Linked DNA regions of Homo sapiens: all the other regions are linked to region 3. The links are chromatin loops, found by intact Hi-C in ENCODE. Cell type or tissue: HepG2. All regions are shown on one strand.

The links. Hi-C counts contacts between places; a loop is a spot of excess contacts. Peaks named below come from ENCODE experiments on the same cell type or tissue, not always from the same donor. Only the 100,000 strongest peaks of a DNase experiment are listed, where the experiment ranks them.
Region 1: a loop joins it to region 3, with 2.3 times the contacts of the local background. A loop is called at or near these places in 9 of 110 quality-filtered maps.
Region 2: a loop joins it to region 3, with 16 times the contacts of the local background. A loop is called at or near these places in 5 of 110 quality-filtered maps.

Annotation. Positions count from the first base shown.
Region 1 is chr9:123,739,161-123,747,160 of GRCh38, reverse strand. All of the region lies in intron 5 of DENND1A (DENN domain containing 1A), which reads left to right. Among named protein-coding and RNA genes, the nearest start is that of DENND1A, 190 kb to the left of the region's middle. RefSeq lists an enhancer at 7,491-7,540. In HepG2, no CTCF peak of the experiment used is centred here; a DNase peak (open chromatin) is centred at 4,960; H3K4me3 peaks cover 1,509 bases.
Region 2 is chr9:123,675,927-123,683,926 of GRCh38, reverse strand. DENND1A (DENN domain containing 1A) reads left to right here. Exons shown (of 24, transcript NM_001352964.2): 6 at 7,138-7,207. Among named protein-coding and RNA genes, the nearest start is that of MIR7150, 190 kb to the right of the region's middle. RefSeq lists an enhancer at 4,327-4,406. In HepG2, no CTCF peak of the experiment used is centred here; DNase peaks (open chromatin) are centred at 4,236, 5,046 and 5,706; H3K4me3 peaks cover 669 bases.
Region 3 is chr9:123,918,624-123,926,623 of GRCh38, reverse strand. All of the region lies in intron 1 of DENND1A (DENN domain containing 1A), which reads left to right. Among named protein-coding and RNA genes, the nearest start is that of DENND1A, 7.5 kb to the left of the region's middle. In HepG2, no CTCF peak of the experiment used is centred here; DNase peaks (open chromatin) are centred at 3,503 and 4,393; H3K4me3 peaks cover 1,396 bases.

The DNA of each region.
Region 1 (8,000 bases), 180 kb after region 3:
AGTTTGTTGTCTAAGCTCCTTGGGATGACTGACTGATTTTTTTTTTATTTTAAGTTTTTAATTTTAAAATTCTGGTCCCATCAGAAAACAAGTTTTTAAGTGGTTAAAAAACAAAAAAACACTGCAAACAAAAACAACCCCAAGCCAAAACAGACTCTAAAGAATGTATGTTTGCTAGTATACTGTTTTCTGCTGAGCTAGGATTTTTACTGTCACTTTTGTAAATTTTGTAATTTTGGATACCAACTTTGGAGAAAATTTAATTTGTGCTTTTTCTTTTTTATTAGTATATGAAAAATATAGCCAATATTGATTATCCTTATTGAGTAAAGATAACTGTTGTCCCGTGACCACTGAAAACAAAACTTTTATAAATATCTTTTCATTGTACTCTTTGTTAACATTCTCCAGAGATTGCAATTCTAGGTCTTTTTGTTTGAAGGGACAGTTTAACTTTCAAGGACTCCCATGAACTTGTGCGTTCCTCAGATTTAGTGTACTCAAGTATCCCTAATCTGAACATCCAAAATTCAAAATGCTCTAAAAGCTTTTTGAGCACCAACATGATGCTCAAATGAAATGTCCATCGGAGCATTTTGGATTTCCAAATTAGCGGTGCTCAACTGGTATATATTCTGCAAATATTCCAAAATCCAAACAAATCTAAAATCTGAAACATTTCTGGTCCCATATGTTTTGGATAAGGGATATTCAAACTGTTTTTGTGTTGTAATGAAACAAACATTGGTGCTATACTTTGATTTTTTTTCAATCTTTTTAAAACATGGATTTATAATAAAAATATTTTTACTTGGCTGTCATTTGGTTTTTGTCTCAGTTATTTCAGTGGCAAATTGTGGACAATACTAATGCAGAATATTGTTCTAAAGATTAAATAAAACAGTAAATACTTGATAAAGTCCCTGTATGCTATATCTATTGTGTAAATGTTTGATCACAACCCTGTGTTTTTCCCTTTTGTAAATTGTGAAATATAACCTGCAAACAGAAAAGGGCGTCAAATGTACATATACACATTATACACACATAAGTAAACATAAATATACAGCAAATACCCATGTAATCACCATTGAAGTTCAGAAATTACTAGCACCCTGATATTAATTTTTTCACCTATGTATACATCCCTAAATAGTATAGTATAGCTTTGTTTGGTTTTGAACTCTGTGAGTTGCATTATGCAATTTAGAATTGTTATTTTCAGTCTTACTTCTTTTGCTTAACCTTGAGATTCACCCATGCTGTTGCTTATGGTTATAGTCTGTCTTCTTTGCTATCTAGTGTTCTGTGTTGTATGATGATATACCACAGCTGGTTTATGTAATTTTCATTTATTTTTATAGCAATCTTATGAAATTATCTCCATTGTAGAGATAAAGGGGTTGAGTTGTTTATGCATGTAACTGTAGGTGGCCATTTGGACTGTTTCTAGCGTGTGACTTTTATGAACATTCTTGAAGAGCTATACTGGTGCACATAGACTTAACTTCTGTGTACTGTATGTACCTAAGGAGTTGAATAGTTGTGTCATAGGACATGTATATCGTTGACTTCATTGGGATAAATGCCAAATTGGGCAATTTTATTCTATTAAGCTCAATCAACTTTATTGAGATAATGCCAAATTGTTTCCTTCAGTGGTTTCACCATTTTCTGCTTCTGCAAGCTGTGCATGAGCATTCCATGCACCACACTGCTGCCACTAGCTCCTTGCTTTTTAAAGAAGACTCGCCAGCATACACTTCACTTTTCTCAAAGCCCATGAGATCTAGGTATTATTGCCCTTATTTACTTCTCCAAACATTAATCTGGTCTCATCGTTTGCAGAGGTGTTGCTAGAGAAAGAGGCAGTCCCTGGAGTTGTGAGAGAAAGTTGATCATTATCTGAAAGGTAAAATGAGTTACACGGTGGCATGGCATAAGAGTGTGGTCTAGTGTCAGAGTAGGGCCTGCATTCCAGTCCTCCTGATTTGGAAATGAGCTTCTGATTACTCCATTTACTCTGTCTGAGCCTTAATTTCCTCATATCTATTTTTTTGGTGAGGATTAGAGATAATATAAGTAGGCCAGGCACGGTGGCTCACGCCTGTAATCCCTGCACTTTGGGAGGCCGAGGCGGGTCGATCACCTGAGGTCGGGAATTCGAGACCAGCCTGGCCAACATGGTGAAACCCTGTCTCTCCTAAAAATACAAAAATTAGCTGGGCATGGTGGTGTGCGCCTGTAATCCCAGCTACTCGGGAGACTGAGGCAGAAGAATTGCTTGAACCTGGGAGGCGGAGGTTGCAGTGAGCTGAGATTGCACCATTGCACTCCAGCCTGGGCAATAGGAGCAAGACTCTGTGTCAAAAAAAAAAAAAAAAAAAAAAGAGCTAATATAAGTAAAGAATATTGGTAAGGTGGTCGTGGACATCTCACCACATCACATAGTATAGTAGATATTGAAAGGTAGACCAATTGTCATAGGTGAGATGTATGTGGGCATACATGTGACAAAGTGTACATGAGCCTAGGTTATGCTAGCTTGCAGATGACACTTGGTAATGAGGTAGGCACTTACACACTGTTGATCAGGTTGTAAAATGGTCCAACATTCTTGGAAAACAATTGGCAATATATATTCAAAACCTTTAACATTTTTTCCACTTTGGGGAATCTGTTTTATGAAAAACTCAGAAATATAAGTACGGATATATGGACAAGGACATTTAGCATATAGAGTGAAAAGTTAGAAACAATTTTAAGGCCTAGAAATAGAGGATAGTTAAATTTAATTAGATACCATGTAGCCATTAAAATTGGTTTTGGTGATTATTTGATGACATGGAAAATATCCAGTACTTATAGAAGAAAAGCAAGAGACAAATTTTTATATGTGATGTGATCTCCATTTTGTAAAAAGTATGTAGAAAAAAATGACGTGGGGGATCGGATCCCAAAGTATTAATGAGAATAGTTAAGTAATGTTATCATGGGTGTTTTTAATTCTCTTTAATGAAGTAGTTATCCTGGCTGTTCTATCAAGCCCAATCCAAATATTCACTGCACAATAATTTACATATTTTTTAGTTTGGAAAAATTATAACCACCTTCATATATCTATCTCATGATTTCAAATATAGAATGCCACAAACGGCAGTACTTTAGCTACCAAAATAGTAACTGATACTCTAATGTGTGTTTCCCCACTAAGTTTGTGAAACGGACTTACGCTCTGAAATCAGAACTGTGTTCAAATTTTGATTCTACCCCTTACTAGATCTAAGGCCAAAACATGTCATGTCACCTTTCTGAGCCTGTTTCCTTAACTGTAAAACAGAAAGTACATCTCATGGTAGCCTTAAAGATTACGAGGTATATATATTTTTAATTTAAATTTAAATTTTTTTATTTTTTATTTTTTTTTTGAGATGCAGTTTCACTTTTGTTGCCCAGGTTGAAGTGCAATTGCGTGGTCTCAGCTCACTGCAACCTCTGCCTTCCAGGTTCAAGTGATTCTCCTGCCTCAGCCTCCCAAGTAGCTGAGCTTACAGGCACCCACGACCATGCTCAGCTAAGTTTTGTAGTTTTAGTAGAGACAGGGTTTCACCATATTGGTCAGGCTGGTCTCAAACCCCTGACCTCAGGTGATGCACCCACCCCAGCCTCCCAAAGTGCTGGGATTACAGGAGTGAGCCACCGCGCCCGGCCTATGTTTTTATTTTTATTATTTATTTATTTATTTATTTATTTATCTTTTGGGACTGAGTCTTACTCCATCGCTCAGGCTGGAGTGCAGTGGCACGATCTCGGCTCACTGCAGCCTCTGCCTCCTGAGTTCAAGTGATTCTCCCACCTCAGCCTCCCAAGTAGCTGGGATTACAGGTGCACGACACCATATCCAGCTAATTTATTTTTAGTAGAGACAGGGTTTTGTCATGTTGGCCAGGCTGACCTTGAACTCCTGACCTCAAGTGATCTGCCTGTCTCAACCTCCCAAAGTGCTGGGATTACAGGTGTGAGCCACCATGCCTCGCTCAGGAGAGATTTTTTTTTAATGGACATACCACGCACAGTGCATAGCACATCTTTGGTACTCAGTCCAAGGCAGTTATTCCCATGTTGTCTGCCAAGACTTAAAAATACCATTAGTTATACACTGCACCATTGATGTAAAAATATTTTTTCAGGGGGAGAAATGACTGTGTTAAATTTTTAGTTTGTTCCCAAAATGCATTTTGATTTCAGAGATGTTAAAGGAGTTCCTCTTAATTGAGAAATGTTAGTATTAATTTCCAAGTGGGATATTTAGCATCTGTCCTATGCATTATCACCATTCTCTACTCACCTAGTTGACCTGTTAATTTTCTCAGAAATTTTTATCTTATTTCTGTAAAATGACTAGGAACCTATTCCCAATGTGTGTCTCAAACCTGCTTTTTATGGCCTCAGGATCTCTGTCATAACCTGTTTTATGCTTTCACAAACTGAGCCCCTGGGGAGCTGTCTGCACTTTTCAGTGTGATCCAGCTGAATTCCTTCCCTTCCCCACTCAAGCCCTTTGATTTGCCAGGTTTTTGTTCGTCTACCCTAAGGATGAACTGAGATTGCTGAGCATGGCCTCTCTTGTGGTGCAAAGTGAGAATTGTTTTTAATTGAGCAGAAACATGTGGAAGGATCAGGAATATCTCAAGGGATTACAGAAAAATTCCAAATTTGTACTACTTACAGCTTGTGTTTAGAACAGGGTCTGCTGGGAATAAATGTTAGTTAGTGTGGCCTGTGACCTTAAAAACTGTTGACATGGACTTCAGCCAGAAACTAGCCACAGACCTCCTTTGTTAAACTCATTCATAGCTCCTTGAAAACTCTAGTCAGTGAAAGTTGCCAGCTCCAATCTAAGCATAGCCTTTTTTTTTTTTTTCCCATGCTTTGGAAACAGAGGACGCCCCTTAACCAGCAGGCCTTCTTTAATAGGACTACATGGCCTAAACGCAATTGGAATTGACAACTTCCTGGCTTGGGTTTGCCAACTGGCAGAGCTGTGAGGCCGAGGGGACAAACAGCGTTGGGGCGCTATGCACTTGTGTTTATGTATGTGCAGAGGAGACTGAACTCTAGAGCATGGTGATACCCTTCGCTCTGAGAGCAACGCTCTGGCCTGAATTGGACACGTCTTTCAAATGTTCTGCTGGAATAGACACATCAGAATTATCCCTCAGTACTTTCTTTTTAAAGGAAAGAAAAGAGAAAATAACTGCCCTTTCTTTTTTGATAGGAATGATCATGGCCTTTCCCCTCTCTGCTCAGAATCCTTGATTTAATCCTCTTTTTGTCAGCGTTGTGCTATGTTGCTCAAATATAAAATGAGAACTTGAAACTCGGATTGGGGAATTATCATTTGTTGAATGACACTCAGCACCCACTCACTCTGGAGCTTTATTTAACAAAGTTTAGTTTCATATCAAGGTGAAGGGATAACCAGGATATCTGTCTATTTTACTCATTGAGGAGACTGAGCAATGAGGAAGTTAAGCAATTTCTTCTCCTTTCCTATCAAAAGAACCCTAAGGAAGGGCCTTAAACAATTATGATGCTGCCTCTGTAAACCAGCATAGTAACTGAGTTAGAAATTAATATTTTCCTTAGTTCTTGTCTTTAATCCAAAAGACTACATTGTCTGAAATACCTGAAATTTTGAAAAATGGATAAATGGATCAGGCTAAAAAGAGGAAGTAGTTATTCTGCTTACAGAGTTTCCTTTGACATTGTTGACATTGATGGTGGGTAGGGAAGCTAGCTTAGTTATGGATTGTCATTCTGAGATATCCGATCATATCCGTTCATATCTCTTTCCACTTTAATCACTTGTAAAATTTTGGTTGTTGGAGTAGAATATTTATTTCCAGGTATGCCGTTGAAATTGTTTTTAACATAAATACTCTAGCAGACTTATCACTTTTAAAAGTTGCTGAGGTTTGGCATGATTTCAGCCAGGCATGTGTGAGGAGAAAAAAGGAATGTCACATTGGCCTAGGAATATGGAAACTTTGAAAGAAGAAATTATATAATTTCCTTGAGAGGGTACAAGAATTTAGATGCCATTGAGAGAACCCTTGAGAGTAGCTGACCCCTAGTAGATTCTACATAAGTACTTATTGAATGAATAAAAGTTGCTGAAATAACTATTTCCTAGTCCTGGTACTTGCCTGTCCATACTCTCTCTCTCTCTCTCTCTCTCTCTCTCTCTCTCTCTCTCTCACTTTCCCTTCCTCAGCATCTTTCTTTACCTTAGAACATTTATTTCTTCCGCAGAAAGTAGGTGATGCCATCATGTTTAATTACCTAACATTCTAAAGCACAGCTTGTAGATTGAGACCTAGATTCAAATTCTGACTTACGAGCCATGTGACAAATCATATAACCTGTCTCATCTGATCCTTGTTTCCCACATCTGTAAAAGAAAGATAATGAGGCCTACTTTGTAAAGTTGTTAACATATGTGTAAATATGTTATATAAGATACCTAATTTAGGAGTTAGCAACAGAGAATTTTTTTTTTCTAAGAAGGAATTTCATATGTTTTTCCACATATGCTTTTTCTCCTGCTCTCTATCAAAGGGAATAATAAGAAAAGGTCTCAAAGACTTTGCTACCTCTACAGATCTCCTTGCTCATTCAGGGAAAGTAGTTACTGGGTAGACCAGCTAAGAGTAATTGAAAGTGTCCCAGACTCTAAATGGGAGATTTATAATAGCCTATGGGAGTTGTTTAATGCTTATCTTCTGTACCTGTGCTCTATACTGAGAGTAGATTAGATAGTTAGAAAATATATTTAGACAGGTTATTAAGAAAACCAGATTTCTATTTTTGCTGCTTTTTTGACAAAAAGATAATCTCAGAACATTAAGCAGCATAGAGAATTGTGGAGAATTATCTGAACTTAAGTTCTGTTTTGCACAGGATTTTTTTTTTATTTCCAACTTTTACGTAGAGGGGCATATGCACAGGACATGCAGGGTTGTTACATAGGTAAACATGTTGCGCAAGATTGCACTGTAAGTGCTCCCCTTCTTAAACACACTTAAAGGTGGTTTTGTAAGAATTAATTCTAAAACTCTCCCCAATGTAAGCTGATACATCCATGTGGTCTTATAACCTCTGTGTACATTATGTGACTCTAACCCTTGGTGTTTTGTGTGAATAGCAAATTATATGAAGCCTTTTTTTTTTTTTTTCTCCTATGTACCAGGGAATTAAGAACACACTCTGGAAAAGGATGAAGAACTCTGGTGTGTAGAAGAGGGAAGAACTTTTTTGTCAGATTTTATTTTACTGGAATATATTCCCTTAAGATTTCATAAGATGAGAGTATGTCATCTTTTTTTCTAAAGATTTTCCCCCTAATGCTACCTCATTTTCTAAACTTTCATTAATAGTTCTTTGCAGCTGAAGCAAATATTTTAGATCTTTCTTGTACTCTCCTCCAGCTGGGAGTGTCTTTCACACATCAAAGGCAGATATGAGCCTCTCATTAAAAGATAGTATGAGTTCATCATCTTAGAAGAGTAGGACCTGAAAACCTGAGATAACTTTCAGCTGCAAGTCATATCTAAGCTGGACTGAGATTTTTCTGTTGGTTACCGCATTTCTTTTCTCAATTCATCACTCCCAGGTGCTCTAAAATCTGACTTTCTCTCTTAGTTTTGTTTATAACTGAAAGTTATCTTTATTCAGAATACAAAGTTAGTTGTAGAGGTTAGGAAAGATAAATATTTTAACACTTATTTTTAATAAGAAAATCAGGACTCTGGAAACTTAGGAAGAAAGCCCGGGGTCTGCTTGTTATTTTCCCTCTCTGTCTTTCTGCACACTTTTTGTGCGAGGCCTTATTAATACCCTCTCACTGCACTGCCTGCTCCAGTGTCTATAAGGTAATTATTTGAAACTCATAAGTCAGCCCTGAAAACTCCACAAATCCTCCTCTTCCTAACTTTTGC
Region 2 (8,000 bases), 240 kb after region 3:
TGGATCCCCACGTCCCGACTAGAGTTGGTTGACTGTTACTCTGTAGCTCTAGTGGTAATTAATGGCCTTAATAGAACCTATAGAGATGAGTTACGTCTGTCAAGGTAAGCTATGATTTATTGAATGTCTCACATGTGCCAGGAATAATTAGGGGTTAAATAGTCAATACACAGTCACCGTCCTTGATCTCATGGAGTTGACACCAATGGAGAAGACAGGCAAACAAGCACGTATTATAAACGATGGGGAGTTTTAATGTCTAGTAAGCCCAGGAGGTCTTCATATTCTGGGAATAAAATGCATCAATTTAAATGGGGACCAAAAGCTCATAGTAAAAATGAGGAAAAGGTTAGGATTTTATCTAGAAAAAGTATAAAAAAGTATAAATTTACCTCAACAAACTCTGTCTCTTAATTCCAACAATGCAGTAATTCTTAGAAAGAATAATGCATCAAGTATTGTGGGGAGAGGAGGTTATAATTTTTCTGACTTAATAACAGTTCATAGTTGACTTTCACAGCATAATCATAAAAGGAGTCATTTTTTTCCAAAAGTATTTGAGGACTTCAGTTTCCCGAAGGTCTCTTTTATCCTTTCATATTGAAATCATTTTCTTTTGATGTGACTGTTGTGTTACTATCCTTGTTTTTCTTGATTTTTCTCTTCATGTCTTGTTAAGTGGTCTAATACAGCCAGGTCTTCATTTGTCAGTGACTTTGCCTCAACTCTGTGCAGGTATCCAGCATGTCCAACATGGGCTTCATAAAATCCAGTCTCCTTTGCAAGAGTTGTAGTTTTAGTTCATGGCAAATTTGCATTTTATTATAGATGTTTGGCTGAGATACAGACAGAGGAGCAGGGATAGATGCTAGGTGAAACTTGAAAGGGTGGATAGGGGACGTATTGTCTGGAAACTGGAAGGGTGGAGAAGGGTCATGTTGTTTGAAGCAGTCACATTGTTGGTGAGTATTTTCCTCTTATAAGAGCTTCTGTTTTCCTGCCCATTCTGGTTGACCACATGGTATGAGGAATTTCTGTAGAATTCTGGAGGAGCCTCTGACCCAGACACCAGGAATCAAAGAGAGATTCCCAAAGCTGAGATTGCCAAGGGGGACAGGAAGCGTGTTCTGGATTGGTGGCTGTCATGTCCATCAGGTACATTAGCAGGTGGTGTATATCTTTTCATAGAGGAGGAAACTGAGTTTTGGGAAGACCGCTTTCTCGAGGTGTCACATCTAGAAAGGAGCAGAACTAAGATTCAAACTCGGGGTTACCAGACTCAAGCCAGTGTTCTCCCCAGCATGTGCCATGCTGCTCTGCTTTTTAACATTGGGGAGGAGGTTTTTTTGTTTTGTTCTGTTTTGTTTTAATAGGAAGGCTTTAAATATTGAGTGCTGAATGGTCTTAACCAAGGGATGCTTTGCCATTGGAAACACGTTGGCAAAATCTGCTGACAGAAAGAAAGGGATACCTCTCCTCAGGTATTCAACATGGAATGTCAGGAGCTCCTCAGACAGTAGCAAGTCACCAAAAGCAACTGAAAGACCCTGTGTCATGTTACTTTTAAACTCATCAGTCCCGACATGAACACAAGCAGCTCTGCCGCAAGTCTTCCCCCGGGAGGCACTGCTTCATTGTATCATCTATTCTAATGGTGCCTGAGTGTTACATCCTAAAATTTTATTGCAAATTACTTTTATTTTTATTTCTCTTTTATAGGAGAGCCAGAGCATTATTTTGGTTTTGTGAATGACTAGATTACATTAAGATTTTGTTTTTAGGATAGCAAAGTAGATGCTGGTTCTGATAAGGCTGAAATCCACTGGGCTCTGCTGAGGTCAAGATGAGGGGAAAGAATTACTTCCCACCTGGTTCTAAAGCCATCGCTCATGCGCTTTCTTCTGCCTGTCATGCAGATTTTGTCAGTGGAAGCCCCTCCTCACTGGCTTTCGTGTCCTGTTGATATGTCCTGATCATGTGTTGAGCACTGCTATTTTTTTTTTTTTTTCCTAACCCAACACAGCATTTCCCAGCCCCAGCCCTGGAATCAGACATTTTTTTTCAAGGAGCCCAGGTTCCTATTACTGGAGAATAGTATTTAGAAACCAATATCTGGGCACTAAGTGTGCTCATTATAATTGGGATATCTCTGCTTCCAGGCCTTCTCAGTGACTAAAACTAGGGAAGGTATGTATGTACATAGATTTGTATTTCTATTTATTTTATCTGTCTCTACTTTCCTACCTGTCTACTGAACATCATGATGCCCCACAGTTACATTCAGTTCCAGTTTGACACCGTGGGGTTCATTCTCATTCTTTCCCTAACTGGATTTGTAACTCTCTTCTGATAGTAAGATACCTGGTTCCCATTATATATTTACCAGCTTGGTCAGTCTTGATCTGTTCCTTGTTTGTAACCAGTGGCCCTCTGCTGCAGCCCCCTTCCTACACAGCGCCACCCTCCTCACCCTGTTTTTACAGTAGCATGTGCTACTGTTTGAACTGTGGCACCTTAGGCAGAGCTGCTGCTGCCCCTTCCTATCACGGACAGCATTCTCAACCACATGGACTCTGCCTCGCCTCCCTCCCCTCCCCCGACCCCCACTTTGGTGGAAGCCCTCCCACCCCTCAGGCTCTGACATCCCACATTGAACTGCCTTCCAGATGTTCTTTGTACTCTTCTGGGTTCTAATACCATTGCTGGTCAGGCCCTCCACTCCACATAGATGCTGTCTTTATCCCATGCCAGGTCTAACCCCTCCTTGCCCCCTTGAGTCATGAAACTCCAAGTCAGGCCTCCCCCATGAGACTCCCTCCTCATCCTGCTCAGACGCTGACTTTCCCTTACTAGGCCCCTCACTCTGCTTGGGCCCCAGCACACTATGCCCAATGACCCCTCAGTGGGACACCCTTCTCCTCCCACTTGGACTCTAACACCAGGTTGCCCCTTCGGGAGGACAGCTTCCTCCCCTCACCTGAGTCTGATGTCCTGCTGTGGACCAGCATTCTCCCAGGTGGTTGCTGCCTTCCTCGACTTGGTCAGCCTCTCCCACCATCCCTGTCCCCTGCTCTCTTCCATACCTACCTTGCCTGGTCCCATCTCATAGCTTTGAACTGAACTAGTAGAAAGAGGTGTCGGAGAGCTCTTAAAATTTTTTAATGGTTTTCTGTTTTAATACTTAAAGAAGTGGAATCCCTTTATATTCACGCTGAACTTACACAAGGCCAGTCATCCACGTGTACACAAACTCACCAGTTGGAGTGATTATCATCCCAAGTGGAGTGAGATTAGAAAAGGCAGTCCTCTGCTCTCAGTTCAGCTCAAGAGCCAGCAGCTCACCCGGTCGACAGATTTAGATGCAGGATGCTGTCATTCAGCCTGACCCCACAACTCAGGTTAACTACTTTGTGTTTACACAGACCATGTCCGCCATATTTGGAGGTAATTTAAGGGCTTTTTCAGGGTGATTTTGACTATGGGCTGTTGCTGCCATAAGTGCTGTCTTTAGAACCTGCCCTTGCCCTCCTTACAAGGGCCGGTGGGACCCCGGATCGGGAAGGCAGTGGGTGGAGGAAACTTCTCAAGTTTAAAACTTATTACCTCATATGAAACACAAGCCTCTCCATTTGACTCTCAGGCCTGGGAGTGAGGGTAGAGCCTGGGACAGAGTTACCTGAGCCACAGTGGGTGAGAAGGGAGAGAAGCCTGGATCCAGGCAGGTGCCTGGGGAGCAGGCTGTTCCTTTTCGCTTTTCTCTGTCTTCTGATTGGGTCATGATGATGCTCCATGATCATCTTCTACATCAGTCCGAAAGCCTAAACTAAATAAAGCACTTGGGAAGGACTTCCAGCTCCTTCCACCCAAACTGTTACTCTGTTGTGGGTGTGTCTCTTTCTGATGAGGACCATAGCTTTCTTGAGTGCAGGAGGACCCTTTGTGCCACAGCCTTGGACAGAGCCCACCATAGTCCCAACTGTGGTACTCCGCAGTGGGGACTCAAGCCGTCACACAAAGGCAGCAGGCAGAGGCGGACCACGGATGGTCGCACCCCGTTAGATGTCCAAGGTGGTGCAGTGTACTAGAGTGTTTGTTTCTGTCTTTGGACTGGGAAGGATTGTTTATTCAATGATGACAGACACACGCAGACTGGAGTGCAGGGTCCCTGCAGCCTCACCTGCAGCCTAGCAGGCCGCGCAAGCTGTTGTGGCGGCTCTAATGAAGCAGGACAGGAAACGCCGCTGGATAGAGCTCCGCTGTGAACCCTGGCCTCCCAACAGGGGAAAACAGGGGCCCTTTGAAGAAGAAGACAGCTGGGTTTCGGTTTCAAAACCTTAACACTGCCATCACTAGATATTCATCTGTGAGTGTACAGGGGACAACATGTGGGGAACAGTTGTGTCCGGTCAGGCCAAAGGGAGAAAGAAATGGCTGATTTCCAGGGTAACTGCAAAACTTCTTGTGGCCAGTGGTTCTGCTTAGCATAGCCAAAAAGAATTGACTTGGTGAGGCTGAGGCTGAGGCTGAGGCTGAGTGTGAGAACCAGGGTGCCATCTATAGTAGGCTAGGAGCTCCTTCCCACGTCACCTCCTTCATCCTCACAGCAGGTGACAACTTGGAGGCTGGAGCTTCTGTGCCCAAGCCACATTGGTCAGTTGAACCTACTCATCCAAAACTACTTCGATGGATTCTGTAGTCCTAAACTGTCAGAGCACCCAGCCTGCCCCATATCACTTCACCAAATATTTCTAAAATGATTCAGTTTTTCTCTTGTTTACTTGAAGTCACAGTTTTCTTGCAAGATTCTACTTCCCCTTCTTGCCTTTTCCCCCCTGCCTCCTGACTTTCAGTGGCTGGATTTAACTAGTGGTATTTTGCTTTCAGGAAAAAAAAAATTTGTAATCCTTGGTCAAATTTGTTTACTGAGTCGTCTAATCTGTGCAAGAGTTTTCTTCTGAGGGGATTTCTCGTTCATACTATAATGGCTTTTAACTCGGCCGAGGTTTATTTAACAGAATAGGAAAGGAGAAACTTATCTGCTCCCTAATCCCTCTTGAATGTTTACATTACTCTGCCAAAGTAAATGCTGTGCAAAGTGGCAGCAGTCATTTGCTATGTAATAGTCAATATGCAGCTGCCAGGGCTGATTGAAACATATTAACATAAGTGATAATACTGTCATAGAAGTGAAAAGTTAAGTTGCTTATCAGTATATTTTGATAAGCTACTTAAATTTTACAGTAGCATGTGCTGGCTTTAGACAGACGTTAATGACAGAGGACTGTGCACTTTATCTGTTCTCTTTGTTGCCTCTCACTTCATTTATTACCCTCAGTGGCGCAGCCGGTAATCTGTACAGGGTGCTGATTCCCCTCTCCCTGGCAGGATATCACATCTGTGCGCTACCTCGTGTCCATATCTGTCGGTATTGGACTCTGTTAGCACAGCAGGGCAGACATGACCAGGCCGGCAAGCGCTTGGTACAACCTTCTTCTCGCTTGCTGTTAGATGTAGCTTTGGAAAATTTCCTTCTAGAGAACAAAGCCGTTGAAAGTAAGTGGCAAAACTGCTTGGGGGTGTGGATACTTTTCAACAATTCCATAGGATGCGTGCACCCTTGCCGTCAGTCTTTGTCTGGCTTTATTTGCTCAGTAAACGCTGAGCACTGACGGTGTGCCAGGTGCCATTCTTGGCACCGGAAAGACAAAGTGAAGAAAGATAGGCCCCTTCCTCTCTGTTTGCATGTGGTCTGTTGAGAAAACAGACATGCCATTGAGGACTGCATCATGTGGGGAATGTTCTGAGAGCAGCATTCTCATGACCAGGGCAGCACAGAAAAGAGAGAATTAGGGCACATGAAGTGGGGATGGGGAGGGGGTGAGGGACAGTTAGGAGGATGAGTAGAAATCAGCTAGACTAGACCCACAGAGGTCTGGGAGAAAAGGGCCCAGTGTATGTAAGCCCAGGCAGGCTCAAAGATACCAGGACGTTCCGGAGTGAGAGGAGTGAGGGGAGCATATCTATGAGGAAGTAGACAGAGGACAACCAGAAAAGTGGGCAAGGGCCTGGCAGTGAAGAGCCCCAGAAGTCCATCCTAACAAATGTGGACTGGATCCTGGAGTGACGGACATCATTGCAGCAATTAAGTACAATGTGCGATGGAGATTTGCATTTTAGAAAAACCATTCTAAGAGCCGTGGCCAGGTGGCTCACGCCTATAATCCCAGCAGTTTGGGAGGCCGAGGCAGGCAGATAACCTGAGTTCAGGAGTTCGAGACCAGCCTGGCCAGTATGGTGAAACCCCGTCTCTATTAAAAATACAAAAATTAGCCAGGCATGGTGGCGCACACCTGTAGTCCCAGCTACTCAGAAGGCTGAGGCAGGAGAATCACTTGAACCAGGGAGGCAGGGGTTGCAGTGAGCCGAGATCATGCCACTGCACTCCGGCCTGGGTGACAGAGTGAGACTCCATCTCAAAACAAACAAACAAACAAACAAAAAACAAGCCACACAGAGTGGACCACAGGACTGAGGTCAGCAGCCAGTCTGCTCTGAGTGAAGGGGAGCAATGGCCAGGACCTGGTGGAGGGCAGTGGGGATGGGGAAGTGGAACTCATCTTGAAGTAGATAGAGAGATGGTGTGTGATGGGTAGAATGTCTGTTGCAGCAACATGGATGGCTTTGGGCTCATGGGGGCATTGGGACCCTTTGCAGATGCCTGCAGTGGGAATGCTGTGTGTGTGTCAGTGTGTGTGTCTGTGTCTGTGTCTGTCCCATCATGAGAAACTGAATAGAAGCTTTCCTGGAAAGGGTGGGTGTGCTGGGAGAGGCCAGGGGACTTCTCAGAGATGGTGCCTGATTGTGGAGTCGGCTTTGAATTTCTTCTCTGTGAACTGTTCTAGCTCTGAGGCATGGGAATAATTTATAATGGACATTTAATCCTCTGCCTTGCACAGGCAATTTTTTAAACTCTCAGAAATAATTAGCATTTCGCCAGTTTGTGTTTCCACCAGTCTGTGACAGGAAGACTCTTCAGGATGTAGAGCAAAACTGAAATGTATCAGTCTTGAATTAGATCCTGGTTAAAGTTTTTGACCTGCATACTAATATTTCATGTGTTTCCTCTTCTTCCTCCAGCTATCTCCCCTGGTTCGAGGTATTTTATAAGCTGCTTAACATCCTGGCAGATTACACGACAAAAAGACAGGTATTTACCTTTTTAAAATAATTCTTTTAAACAAATAAGCTTTAATTTTTATGATGAAAAAGTAAAACATGCCTTATATTTTACCAAAAAAGTGATGCATGCCCATTATAGGAATTTTGGGAAATTCAGAAAATAATAGGAAGGAAAAGAAAATCACTTTTAATTTGCCCCACTCCCTTCCCTAAAATAAATATTCCTAGCATTTTGGGTTGTTTTCTTTTTTAAGTTTTTCTTTGCATTAAAGAAATGATAAATAGACCCTTAACGTTCACAGAGTTAATGTTCAATTTCTAATATTCCCAAGCAGCCCGGAAAGTTTGTGACATGTATTAAATTATAATTTTGCTGAGGCACATATCTGAATTGCTCATGTCATGCTGCAGATCTGGGGTTTGCAAGTAAAACACTTAACCAGCAAGTGACCTACCCAGCTGTCCTGAGTTCCCATTTCAATAAAGCTTTGTGGTGCTTTTACAGTAACTTTTGTAGGGGTCTGAAAATGACGTTAAAAATTCATCTGTACCTTGCTGTACTTTTGGAAGAAGTGGTAAGGTAAGGTATCTTCCATGGATGTCAAAGGCCAGTTGGACCTTTATGTAGATTTTTGTAGCCCACATTTTCAGATACCATTATAATGAGCATGCCTCCCACACTATTAAAAATGTTATAAATATTTTTCATGGCTGCATAGCATTTTGTCATGTACCTTGATTTACCAAAGCATTTTCCTATTATTGGAAATTGTTAATTGTTTGGGATTTTTCTACTGTTATGAGAAGTGTAACCATTCGCA
Region 3 (8,000 bases):
TGGTTTACGCAGGCCTTTTACTAGATTATTTAGTTCTTTTTTTTTTTTTTTTTTTTGAGATGGAGTTTTGCTCTTGTTGCCCAGGCTGGAGTGCAATGGCATGATCTTGGCTCATGGCAACCTCCAACCCCCGGGTTCAAGCGATTCTCCTGCCTCAGCTTCCCCAGTAGTTGGGATTACATGCATGAGACACCATGCCTGGCTAATTTTCTTTATTTGGTAGAGACGGGTTTCTCCCGTGTTGGTCAGGCTGGTCTTGAACTCCCAGCCTCAGGTGATCTGCCTGCCTTGGCCTCCCAAAGTGCTGGGATTACAGGTGTGATGTGAGCCACCGTGCCCAGCCTCATGTTTATTTTAATAAAGGAACATTGTCTTGCCTCAAATCAACATTTAATGGACAAAAAAAGAGAAGGTCACCAGTATGCAGGTAGCACCCTGGAAACCTAAATGTTACATCTGTATGGACATTTATCTAGAAGAATAAAAGGAGCAGTGGTAACTGACAATCTTCAACAGGTATTTTTAAATCTTATTTAGTGTTTGAATGATCCCAGTGGACTGGAATGTGGTTAATATGAAGCAATTTAACTGATAATGCAGACACACAGCAGGAAACTATGTGGCAGTTTAATATTGCTTGTGGTGACATCCTAGAAATTGCTTCCAGGCACCAAGTGCAGGAAGTGGGCTGTAAGTAATCGAAGGAAGTTTTCTAAGTGAGTTTGAAGAAACGTGACATTTATGGACTCAGAGAAAAGCATACTCTAAGACTTGAGGCATAGGAACAGGGCAGGGCAACTAATTTGGCCTTGTGGTGGTGATTATTCTACATTAGCCTGTATACCTGTCTTCTGTCCCTGTCAAACTGTGACCTCTGTGAGGTTAGTGACCAAGAAATTTATCCATTTATTCATCCATTTACCTACTGTAGAACTAAGAAGATTAAGCACATATTAAACAATAAATGTTAGCCATTATTATCATAATTAGTGGCAATACTGTGCCTGGCAGTGTGCTAAGTACTGGGGACACAAAGATGAACAAATATTTTTCTTTAAGGCTTTCTAAAGTAGTGGACACAAATGTAAAACAAAAACAATCCCTTCCAGACTCCCTCCCCACCAAAACAAAACAAAACAACAAAAAAAACAAAACACAAGTATAATACAGTATAAGTTAATTGCAATGGTGGAGATGCCGCTGGTGACGAATAGGTGAGTAAGTGAAGGAGAGACTGTCTTCTGGGGAGGAGGGAGGGTCAGGAAAGGAAGCCTTCACCAAGGGGATCATGTTTCAGCTGAGAGATAGGTAGGGGTGGTTAGCAGAGGGAGTAGAGGCAGTAGTGATGGTGGTGGTATCAGCAGAGGGAGCAGTACATATGAGGACGTGGCATATTAGGGAAATAAAAATATTACCATTTATTCCTGGCACTTAAATGCCAGGAATTGTGTTAGACATTGGGAATTACGATGGTGAATAATACAGATTCACTCCTCACGGTGCATACAGTCTTGTGGACCTGACATTAAAAAAACCAGGTGAATTCACATAAAGCTATGTGGATGTTCTATAAAGGAAGCACATGAGTTGCCTCAGAGAAAATGATGGGAGCGACTGTCCTATTTTAGATAGAGTGGCGAGGGAAGGCCTCACTGTGGAGATGACATTTGAGCTGAGACTTAAAGGATGAGGAGGTATTAGTCATCTAAAGAGACTAGGCAAGACTTTTTATTCCAGGCCTTGAGGCAAGAAAACCCTAGGCATATTTCAGGAACGGACAGAAGGCCAGTGGGTTTGAGTAGTGACTGATGGCAGAGAGGCTTGTGGTGAGGTCAGAGGGAGAGACCCTGGACAGGGCCTTGTAGGTTGTGGTAATCTGAAAACTGTTTAAGATACGAAATTTTATAGTATGTGAATCTTATAAGATTACAACATAAGATTCACATACTATAATATTTACTTTTTTTTTTTTTTTGAGACAGTTTCACTCTGTCCCCCAGGCTGGAGTGCAGTGGTGTGATCTTGGCTCACTGCTACCTCCGCCTCCTGGGTTCAGGTGATTCTTATGCCTCAGCCTCCCAAGTAGCTGGGACTGCAGGTGCCCGCCACCATGCCTGACTAGTTTTTGTATTTTTAGTTTCACCATGTTGGCCAGGCTAGTCTCAAACTCCTGATGATCCGACTGCCTTGGCCTCCCAAAGTGCTGGGATTACAGGCATGAGCCACTGTGCCCAGCCCTAAAATTTACTTTTTTAAGTGGTTTTAAGTATATTCACAAGGGTGATTGATTACCACTAATTCCAGAACTTTTTCATCACCCCAGAAAGAAACCCCATGCCTGTTAGACACTCCTCATTCCCCCAAACCCTTCAGTCCTAGGCAATCACTAATCTACTTGCTATAGATTTGCCTTTTATGGGCATTTCATATATTAATAAATAGAATCATATATAACCCGTCCTGCGTGGCTTCTTTCACTTAATGATTTCAAGATTTATCCATGTTGGAGCATGCATGAGTGTTTCATTACTTTTTACTGCTGAATAATATTCCATTGTATGGACATACCACATTTTACTCATCCATTTGTCAGTTGTTAGGTATTTGGGTTGTTTCCCCTTTTCATCATTATGAATGATGTTGCTATGAACATTTTGTGTGGACATATGTTTTTATTTCGCTTGGGTATATACTTAGGAGTGGAATTGCTGGATCTTTTGGTAACTCTATGTAACATTTTGAGAAACTGTTAAAATTGTTTCCTAAAGCAGCTGTACCACTTTGTGTAAAGTGGTATTTTATTGTGGTTTTGATTTGGCCCAAATGAGTTACATAGAAAAGATCAGTGTAGACGGAGATAGGTTTCTAGGAAGAGGTTGGAACTTGAACTGAAAGAAAGGGGAGATTTGGAGAATGGAGGGGGATTACCAAAGGAAGACAAGTGGAAGTTATATGACTTGAAAGTGAGGATAAACCGATCTCATTTCAAGAATAGAGGAGCAGTGTTGGCTTATGATAGCTCTGCTCCAGTTTGTTTAAAGGATCCCATTGCCAAAATACACAAAAAGTTTGCTTTTTCTTGAGGCCTGTTGTATAGCACAACTAACGTATCTCTCTGCTTTGTGATGAGACCAAGAATTGGAATGTGACTTCCTTCCAGGCCTTCTTCCTCTAATGCCTATTCCCCTCTTCCCTTTCTCCGCCACAGTGCTGTCCTCCCTGTCCCCAAAGGAGAATGTAGAGAGACTTGGAGTGGTGGAATAAAAGTCTCTTTGAAGACCAAGCTCTCCATCGTTAGTGCTCAGAGTCAGCCACTTGAATTTTCATGACTTTTCTGGAAAACATGTTGGTGCTACTCCATCACTCTTTTCTTAGCCATTGTAGTCAACTTAGAGGGCATTGTACAGCAGATAGGAAGGTTGAAACAGAAGGTAAGACCTGGAGTATTGCTCTAGGAAAGTATGTTTGCATTGAGTTATTAAATCTGTGTAAGTTCCTGGCTGGAGTTCCGGTTGCAGTTGCAAAGGTCCAGCCTTTTTCCTGGCCCTAGGGAGAGCTAATCTCTGGGTTCGTAACATCCTTTTTGCTTAAAGGGGCTTTGTAGGGACATGGAAAGATAAACAAGGAAGAAAAATAAACAAAATGAAGTTGTTTTGTTCTCTACTTTTATTGGAATCCGTACCCATTCTTTCCGAGTATTCAGGACTTGAAAAGGAGCCAAATAAAGTAAGAAAAGATATGTTAAAATACATATATGTTCCTATAGAAAAGAGAGGTGACATTCCAAAAGTTCATTTGGACGTTGGTTATGACATTTAGAATGTGTTTCCCTCTTCAAGATACTGTTATGTACAAATCAGTAACTGTTGAGGGCAAGGGCATTCCAGATATAGGGAACTGTGTATGCAAAAGTCATGGGGAGATAAAAGGTAAAGCTGAAATACAGGATATAAGGATAAAGATTACAGGAGAGGAAGTTGATGAAGTAGGCATGTGCCAGTGGGATATGATGCCATTGAAGGGTTGAACTGGGGATGTACTATGATCAGATTTGGGTTTTTAGGTAGATTACCCTGGCAGCAGCAGTTTAGAACAGTGATATCTCTGGCTTTTACAAGATGACGCATTGGAACGTGAGAATATGTTAGAAATTGTATTTATTTTTATATCAACCTTCAAAGTTTGTATTTTTTAATGTATGTGTTAGTATAGTAAGGCATTATTATAATTTATGGATATTTATCAGATGTATGCTCACTTTTTTACTGATAGGAAGAATGCATGGAAAAAAATGGGAGGCCACTGGATTGTGGAACTGTGTAAATAGTTTTTACTGCTGAAGATCAAGGTCCAGAGCAAGGTTTTGGCAGTGTAAAGAAAAGGAATGACAGGCCGGGCGTGGTGGCTCATGCCTGTAATGCCAGCACTTTGGGAGGCCAAGGAGGGTGGATGGCTTGAGTCCAGGAAGTTGAGACCAGCATGGGCAACATGATGAAACTCTGTCTTTACAAAAAAATACAACAATTAGCCAGGTGTGGTGGCATGTATCTGTGGTCCCAGCTACTTGGGAGGCTGAGGTGGGAGGATCACTTGAGCTCCCACAGAGCTCAGGAGACGGAGGTTGCAGTGAGTCAAGATCACGCCACTGCATTCCAGCCTGGGTGACAGAGTGAGACCCTGTCTCAAAAAGAAAAAAGAAAAAAAAAAAAAAGGATGGCTTTGAGAGATTTTAAGTAGAAATGACAAGACTTGGTGACAAATTACACGTAAGAGGCAAAAGAAGAATCAAAGATGACTTGCCAAGGTTAGCAGAGTTATGTTACAAATGGAGTATTTGTGAGGTGAGGACTGGTTATATGTTTGCTTTTCTGAGGAAAAGTGAAAAGTTATAATTGGGATAAGGCATTTTAGTCTGCATTGAGAATGGAAGGAATCTTTGAGGGATCCATAGTGAATGTGTGTGCTTTATTGAATGAGTAAGACTTGAAGTGGGCTGGACTAAATTGCTGAAGGCAAATCTGTTCATGGTAGATTTAGAGAGGGGGAAAAGAAAAACCACCTTTTGAATTCACTTTAGCCACAGGAAAGGTTTGAGGGTGTTGCATTGATCTCGCATAGGCTGTATGAATAAATGGAAGGAAGGAAACCAATCTAGAGAAGATACTGTTTGACTCCACGCTGGCAGTTCTTGAACTCCGGGGTGTGAGAGGAGCCAGGGGTATGTGAGCATTGGAGTACTGAGTTCCCAGAACTATACATTCTCCCTCTGAGTTCTAAATTTCTGAGCTTCAGGTTAAAAAAATAATATTTATGGAAGGAAGCTAATAAATTAACCTACAGGGTTGTTGTGATAATTAAAAGAGATATTGTGCCTAGTTCTCAGTGGAGATATGACTGCTTATTAAATGGCAGCTATCATTAATATTGCTTGGAGAGGAGAAAACACAGTTGTCTGAACAACCTGGAGTTAAAAAACAAGTTAAAAAACAGCAAGTATGTTCCTTTTTATAGTATTACAGTTTTTTTTGGTTTTGTTTTTAAAAACCAAAGTATTTGCTTCCTTTCAGTAAGAATGTTAGGATGACGTGTAGTGTATTTCACTGAATTTGTTTGAAAGATTGAGATGCTGATATATACAAAGCACTATTGCTCTTGCTGGTTGGGAAGAAAGGAAGCCTATAGTCTACTAAGACAGGTAAGATGAGCGTGCAAACAATTAGAATTATAACATTTAAGAACACTTATGTCCCCAGCCAGGCCCGGTAGCTCACACCTGTAATCTCATCACTTTGGGAGGCTGAAGCAGGCAGATCATTTGAAGTCAGGAGTTCGAGATCAGTTGGGCCAACATGGCAAAACCCCATCTCTACTAAAAAAAAAAAAAAAAATTACAAAAATTAGCTGGGCATGGTGGCGCATGCCTGTAATCCCAGCTACTTGGGAGGCTGAGGTGTGAGAACTGCTTGAACCCGGGAAGGGGAGGTTGCAGTGAGCTGAGATTGCACCACTGTACTCTAGCTTGGGCAACAGAGCAAGACCCTGTCTTGAAGTAAAAAAACCACTTAATGTTCCCTTTATCATAAATATTGGAAATCTATTCAGTTTTATAAAAGATTTATACAAATAATTTATATTTATCTCTGTTTAACTGGTACTACTTTTCAGTCTTTTTAAAGTGTTTTTTTTGTGTGTGTGTGACAGAGCCTTGCTCTTGTCGCCCAGGCTGGAGTGCAGTGGCACGATCTTGGTTCACTGCAATTACTACCTCCTGGATTCAAGCTTCCTCTGCTTCAGCCTCCTGAGTAGCTGGGATTACAGGCACCTGCCACCATGTCCGGCTAATTTTTCGTACTTTTAGTAGAGACGGATTTCTCCAGTTTGGCCAGGCTGGTCTCAAACTCCTGACCTCAGGTGATCCGCCCGCCTCGGCCTCCCGAAGTGCTGGGATTACAGGCTTGAGCCACCATGCCCGGCCTTAAAGTGATTTTTTATTCTTTTTCTTCTTGGTGCTTGAACCTATTTTTAAACTTTATTTTGGAAAATTTTAAACATCTATAAAAGTAGAATAGTATAATGAGCCCCCAAATTCCCATCAACCAGTTTCAACACTTAATTTATGTTTTACCTAGTTTTATTTATAGATAACTGACTGTAACTCCCTCCCCTGCTCTCTAGTCCTGGATTATTTTGAAGCAAATCCCAGATGTTGTCATATCATCCTTTTTTTTTTTTTTTTTTTTCTGAGACAGAGTCTCACTCTGTCACCCAGGCTGGAGTGCAGTGATGCAATCTCGGCACGCTGCAACCTCCACCTCCCAGGTTCAAGTGATTCTCGTGCCTCAGCCACCCCAGTAGCTGGGATTACAGGTGTGCACCACCATGCCTGGCTAATTTTTGTATTGTTGGTAGAGATGAGATTTCACCATTTTGGCCAGGCTGATCTCAAACACCTGACCTCAAGTGATCTGCCTGCCTCCACCTCCCAAAGTGCTGGGATTACAGGTGTGAGCCACCATTCCAGGCCGCAGATGTCATATCATTCTTAAATACTTCCATATGTGCCTCTAAAAGGTAGATTTTTCTTTTTAAAAAACATAACATTTTCACACCTAAAAAGTTAACCAAAAAATTTAATTTTTAATTTTTTTTTTTTAGTTGAAGTTGTACTTTGTCACCCAAGCTGGAGTGCAGTGGTGTGATCTCGGCTCACTGCAACCTCTGCCTCCTGGGTTCAAGCGATTCTCCTGCCTCAACCTCCCCAGTAGCTGGGATTACAGGTGTGCGCCACCATGCCCAGCTAATTTTTGTGTTTTTAGTAGAGACAGGGTTTCACCATGTTGGTCAGGCTGGTTTCAAACTCCTGACCCCAAGCAGTCCACCCACCTAGGCCTCCCAAAGTGCTGGGATTACAGGCATGAGCCACTGCACCCGGTCAAAAAATTTTAATGTTATTAAATATCCAGTCAGTGTTCAAAGTTTTTCAGTTATGTCAAATTTAAAAAAAACGGTGGATTCGTTTGAATCAGCGAAGTTCATACATTGCAATTGGTTGATATTTGCTGTCTTTTTCCCCCATGCAGTTTATTTTTTGAAGAACTGGGTTATTTGTCCTATATGATTTCCGTTGCATCCTTAAGGTTTGTTTAATGTATTCCTCTGTCCCCTTTATTTCCTACAAATTGGTAGTTGGATTAAGTGACTTGATGAGATTCAAGTTCACTTTCTTGGCAAGAATATTTTAAAAGTGGTGATAGGTACTTCCATCAAGAGGTACATTATGTCTGGTTATCTCTCTTTGATCTGTTCATTAATTAGAGGTTATAAAATGGTGATATTTTGTTTCTATCACTTCTTCTTCATACTAGCTGGGATACTTGTAAAAAGAAACCTTTTCCATATCAACCATTTGGTTGCTCTGAGATACAGTTCATATAGGAAAGGCAGGGTAAATGCTTGATTTTATTAATTTTTTAAACATTTTCAAAAGGTAATTTTTGAGA